Regions from separate parts of the Homo sapiens genome. Here region 2 is linked to region 1. A link is a contact called in ENCODE Hi-C or POLR2A ChIA-PET data. All regions are on one chromosome and are shown on one strand. Each heading gives the region's core, a stretch centred on a gene start or an enhancer-like site at or near the end of the contact. The rest is flanking DNA. Distances are from core to core; before and after follow the strand shown.

Region 1 (2,700 bases), core at 186-2,685:
TTGACTGTTGTGCACAGAATTGAGATAACCAACAGAAAGGACTTTATGAATTATGCAAGTGTTATAGTTACCATTTTCTTCATGTCTTATTGTGAGATAAAATAGGCCGGGCGCAGTGGCTTACGCCTGTAATCCCAGCACATTGGGAGGCCCAGGCGGGAGAATCACCTGAGGTCCGGAGTTTGAGACCAGACTGACCAACATGGAGAAACCCCGTCTCTACTAAAAATACAAAATTAGCCGGGCGTGGTAGCGCATGCCTGTAATCCCAGCTACTCGGGAGGCTGAGACAGGAGAATTGCTTGAACCCAGAAGGCGGAGGTTGCGGTGAGTCGAGATCGCGCCATTGCACTCCAGCCTAGGCAACAAGAGCGAAAGTCCGTCTCAAAAAATAAAATATAGATGGCCGCATGCGGTGGTTTACGCCTGTAATCCCACCACTTTGAGAGGCCGAGGCGGGCGGATCACCTGAGGTCAGAAGTTCGAGACCAGCCTGACCAACATGGAGAAACCACGTCTCTACTAAAAATACAAAAATAAGCTGGGCGTGGTGGCGCATGCCTGTAATCCCAGCTACTTGGGAGGTTGAGGCAGGAGAATCGCTTGAACCTGGGAGGCAGAGGTTGCGGTGAGTCGAGATCGCGCCATTGCACTCCAGCCTGGGCAACAAGAGCAAAACTCCATCTCAAAAAATAGATAAATTAGTTAATTAAAAAATAAAAATAAATGATTTTATGATCCTTCCCTCGCCCCTCGAAAGGTGGGGACAGCCTTTAAGACAGAGAGCAAACCAGTTTTCTCTGTTCGACTACAGATCTTTAGGATCTTGGATTTAAGAAAATGACCTCAAAATGTCCGTCAGAGACGTATTCCCAGGAAGAAAGATATTACTTCTACTACAAACCAAATCAAAAGGAAATGAAATTCCAATGCAACAGGAGTGAACTGCCACGCCTACGGGCTGTTCTCCAAACTGCAGCCTCCAGCCACGACTGCAACGCGCAACCCACTTTCATTTCTCATGAGTCAGCGGACACCATGTCTAGGAGGACCGAGGAAAGGCGCTCTGGCCTTACCAGACACGTCGGACGTCTATGACACAGCCCCTCTATCCGTTGCCGGCAGCTGGCGCCAGACTCTCTGGTCGCGGTTTGGAACTGCGCGGGAAGTGGGTGGTGGGCGGGCAAGCGGTAGTGGGTTGTCCCTTGGAGCTGCCCAATCGACGTGCATTATTCTGTTGGCGCACGGCGGCCTTCAATTACCGTCTCATTAACTGATCTCAGCAGCCTGGGAGACACCACCTATTTGAACTCTAAGGGGGCGGGGCTTTGGGTGTGCCTCCGCTCGACTGGCTGCGGTTGTGAAAGACAGCGGCAGAAGCCAATCAGCAAATAAGCTCTTTTTCGGCACACGCAGTCGCTCCACCTGGGTCGCGACCGTTACTGGTGGCGCGCGCGGGGACTTAAAGTAGGTGAGTTCTAGGGGCCTGGCCCACGGCTCCCCGGGAGCCATCTTGGTTCCCCCAGAAGGCGGGAGGGGCGTACCTTGGGTGCGACTGGGCGGAGGTGACTTGGAAGTTCGCTTCTCGGACTGTAATACTCATCCTTACCTGGCGCCCCGCTCCGAGTTTAGGTATGAAGACACAGGGAGACGTCGGGCCACAAGGGAACCCACTGAGGTGGGGACCAAAGATGGTGGCTCTTTGAATTGGAGCCAAGCGTGGTGGGCACCCGCTGAGTTGGCCTGTCATAAAGACGGAGTTGACACTTTATCCATGGGGCATCCTACTTTCCCTACCTGTCAACAGTTTCCCTCTAGAGTGGCATATTTTCAGGTGAATTCCATTTATGCTATTTTCTTTCCATCTCATTTGTTCCTTCATCAGTAGGCTCGGTGATGAGCCTTCCCGAGGGCAGGGTCGATTTCATGTTTGGTTCACAGATGTATACCAAATACTTCAAACAGGTATACCATAACCATTGAATGAATATGATGGACCCTAGGGGAAAGACACGGTTCCCCTAATCCAGTCCTGGAGGTGGGTGAGTGTGAAGGCAGAAATGGAAAGTAATGGTTACAATATAGCGAGAGATCTTAGAGTAAGCACAAATCCATTGACCACTGTGGAACAGGCAGGATACACCAGGAACACGAGAAGGCAGGGAACACGCCAGGAAAGGGTTTGCTGAGAAAGTGACATTTGAGGCCGGGCGCGGTTGCTCACTGCTGTAATCCCAACACTTTGGGTGGCCAAGGTGGGCGGATCACCTGAGGTCAGGAGCTCGAGACCGTGGTGAAACCCCGTCTCTACTAAAAATACAAAAATTAGCCAGGCGTGATGCCGGGCGCCTGTAATCCCAGCTGCTCGGGAGGCTGAGGCAGGAGAATCGCTTGAAGCCTGGAGGCAGAGGTTGCAGTGAGCCAAGATAGCACCACTGCAGTCCAGCCTGGACGACAGAGCGAGATTCCATCTCAAAAAAAAAAAAAAGAAAGAAAGTGACATTTGAACTGAATCTTAAAGGATGGTAGAAGTTGGACCAGAAAACTAGGTGGGAAAAAGCCAAGGAATTGGGCTAAGGCATGAAGATGTGGGAAGACAAGAACAGTGTGTTCGAAGACTGGGGAAAATGTCTGGCTGAACCATAGGCTTTTGCGGGCGAGGGGTAGGCGTTACAAGATGTGAAGTTCAGATCATGGAGG
Region 2 (2,700 bases), core at 37-2,536, 2.7 Mb before region 1:
GGCACCAGAGCGGCTCAGCCGGGGGGGCTGCGCCATTGCATCCTGGGGGGGCCTAGCCAGAAAAGAAATGGGGAGGAGAAGGTTATGAATGCTGAGAAACCTTCCCCATTTTCTTTTTCTTTTTTTTTTTTTTTTCCTGAGATGGAGTTTTGCTCTGTCGCCCAGGCCAGAGTGCAGTGGCACAATCTTGGCTCACTGCAACCTCCACCTCCCGGGTTCAGGCAATTCTCCTGCCTCAGTCTCCCAAGTAGGTGGGATTACAGGCGCATGCCACCATGCCTGGCTAATTTTTGTATTTTTAGTAGAGATGAGGTGTTGGCCATGTTGGCCAAACTGGTCTCGAACTCCTGACCTCATGATCCACCCACCTCAGCTTCCCAAAGTGCTGGGATTACAGGCGTGAGCCACCGGGCCCGGCCAGCCTCCCCATTTTCTTTGCCTATTTTGCCATCAAGAATGAAGTATCTGTGCCCCCATCTCCAAATCCCTGAGACACCTTGATAGGAAACCACTGGGCACCCATCACCAGCTTTTTGAGTCCTCTTCCAACTCTAGTGACTGGCTCTCCTCTCGGTAACTAACAGCCCTCCCCCCGACCCCAAACCTAGTTGCTAGTTTCCCAGCTTCCAGAGCTCTCCTGGGATATTATATACTGGCCTTGAAATTTTAGGAGAAATTATGGTTGTAGAAGCAAAGGCTACTCAGTTTAGAGGTATCATAATTAGGGTGTCCTGTTGCCCAGAGACGTGTTTTGGGACCTTTTCTGGAGATGTTTTCCAGAGCAGAAACGGCTGTCTCCCCAGGCCTGCGCGTCTCATTAAGAACAATCATCCTGGTGCCAGGTTATGTCAGGTCACCCTCAAATTCGGGGCTCCCTGCCCCCGGGTTAGACAACTTCTCTGAGTGCCCCGGGAGGGGGGCGTGTCCCAGTCCCGGTCTCTACTCCCCAGGACGGCAAGTCCGAGAAGGGACTTGTGTCGGCCCAGCCCGGACCCGAGGCCAAGGCGGCGAGGCTCTCCCGCCCGCGCCCCGCGCCGACCCCCGGCTCCCTGCCCCCCACCAGCGCCTCCTGCCGCCTCCTTACCGGTGACAGCTGGGGCCGCCGGGAGCCGGGCAGGGGCAGACGTAGGAGACCTAGGCGAGTCCCCCGCGCGGAGAGGGCACGTCCGGGCGTGGGGGGGCGTGCAGGCGGAGGCCGGGGGGTCCCCAGGCCCAGCCCCTCCGTCCCGGCGGCTCTGGGGCGTATGACGCAGCAGCCAAAGCAGCGGCAGCGGCAGGAGGAGGAGGCGGCGGGGGGGAGGGAGGGAGGGGAGGGACGGACCGGTTGGGGGGGAGGGTGGTGGGAGGGGAGGACTGGGGGAAAGGAGGAGCCGGAGGGGGGGGCGGGCACCACCTCACCCCACCTCCCTCACCTCCAACAGGCCTGGAGGGCGCCGAAGAAGAGGCTGGCCCTCCGCGGCTTGGGGAGCGAAGAGTCGGACCCGGTGGGAGAGGGAATCCCCTCAGCCCCTTCCTCCGACCTGAGATTCGCCCTTGGGGCACGAGGGAATCCCCCCTCCCGGCAGCCCGCCTCCGGCCTGGTCCCCCGCCCCATGCCACATCCGTTAGCTGCCCCACCCCCCATGGTCACTCCAAGTCCCGCCCCCCGGCCCCAGTTCACAGCCCCGCCCTCCATTCACCCTTCTCGATGCCCCCACCACGCCCTCCTCCCTCGCGCGCCCCGCCCTCCCCGTGACGAGTCGCGCCCCACCCACCGCCCTTTTGCGCACGCGTGTCCCCTCCTGCGCGCGGCACCTGGGAGGACTGAGCCCCTCCTTCACCGGGCGGCGGCCGTCGGCGGTTGGCGCGAGGGAGTCGGCGGGCGTGCGCGCCGCTTCCCGTGGACGTCCCGCCCCGTGCTTCCAGGGCTGGCGCAGACGAAGGGCGCGAGGACCCAAGGCGGTGACGCCACCGAGAGCCAGCCAATGGGCAGCGAGCGGGCAGAGCCCCAGCCGTTCGAACGGAAAGGCAGGGAAAGGGCGGGACGGGAGGAAAGAGCCAACAGTTTGGGAGCGCGCGCTAGCCCCGCCTCTGGACTCTGGGGTCCGGTCCCCATTTGCCGACACCCACCAAAGGAACGTTCTTCCCTGGGGCTGGGGTGGCCGGCGGAAGGGTGAAAGTTACCTATAACTAGTGACCAAGGAGGGGGCGTGGATAGCTAGAGGGCACACCTCCCTGATGTGACGGACGGGGTAGGGGGTATTAGCAGAGGGGAAGATGATCCAGGCCAAGGTCCAGAACCGGTGATAGCAGAGGGGAGAAAAGACGAAGCCCTCAGCCCCCGCTCCCGCCTCCCACGTAAACGTTTGGCAGAGGGTACAGATCACAGCTCCCACTTTTACAGATATGAAAGTATCTGCCTTCTTGGGCAAATGCTAATAAAACCTTTATTTAAAAAAAAAACCAAACTATTCTTTATTTGATAGCCCTGGGACATGGTGCCCTCCACCCAATAAAGCACCCTCCAGCAACCCTCCCACCCCTCACCCGATACATAGACATAGGGACACACACACACACACACACACACACACACACACACACACACACACACAGATCTGGATCCGTCTTCACTTCCTGTTGGCCTGAGCAGTACCAATAACACACTGGTTCACCTGGGGGCAGGGGGTTAGACAGGATAAAAGTTTGCAGCGTAACCAA

What was found. Hi-C counts contacts between places; a loop is a spot of excess contacts on that map. ChIA-PET counts read pairs that join two places held with the same protein, here RNA polymerase II (POLR2A). Pooled maps may share reads with other maps.
Region 2: a loop to region 1 is called in a map of B cell, with 9 times the contacts of the local background. The contact joins the promoter of PHF1 here to the promoter of MDC1 in region 1. A Hi-C loop is called at or near these places in 2 of 168 maps with a recorded cell type or tissue (B cell and heart left ventricle), 1 of 37 single-sample maps with no recorded cell type and 7 of 50 pooled maps. POLR2A ChIA-PET finds 5 or more read pairs at or near these places in 1 of 52 experiments (WTC11).

Annotation. Positions count from the first base shown.
Region 1 is chr6:30,716,016-30,718,715 of GRCh38, reverse strand. It overlaps MDC1 (mediator of DNA damage checkpoint 1), which reads left to right and starts at 1,435. Exons shown (of 15, transcript NM_014641.3): 1 at 1,435-1,471. RefSeq lists enhancers at 543-1,290, 2,039-2,700.
Region 2 is chr6:33,409,600-33,412,299 of GRCh38, reverse strand. PHF1 (PHD finger protein 1) reads right to left here and starts at 1,286. Exons shown (of 15, transcript NM_024165.3): 1 at 1,085-1,286; 2 at 1-52. The coding sequence starts at 36. It overlaps KIFC1 (kinesin family member C1), which reads right to left. Exons shown (of 11, transcript NM_002263.4): 11 at 2,404-2,654. The coding sequence ends at 2,610.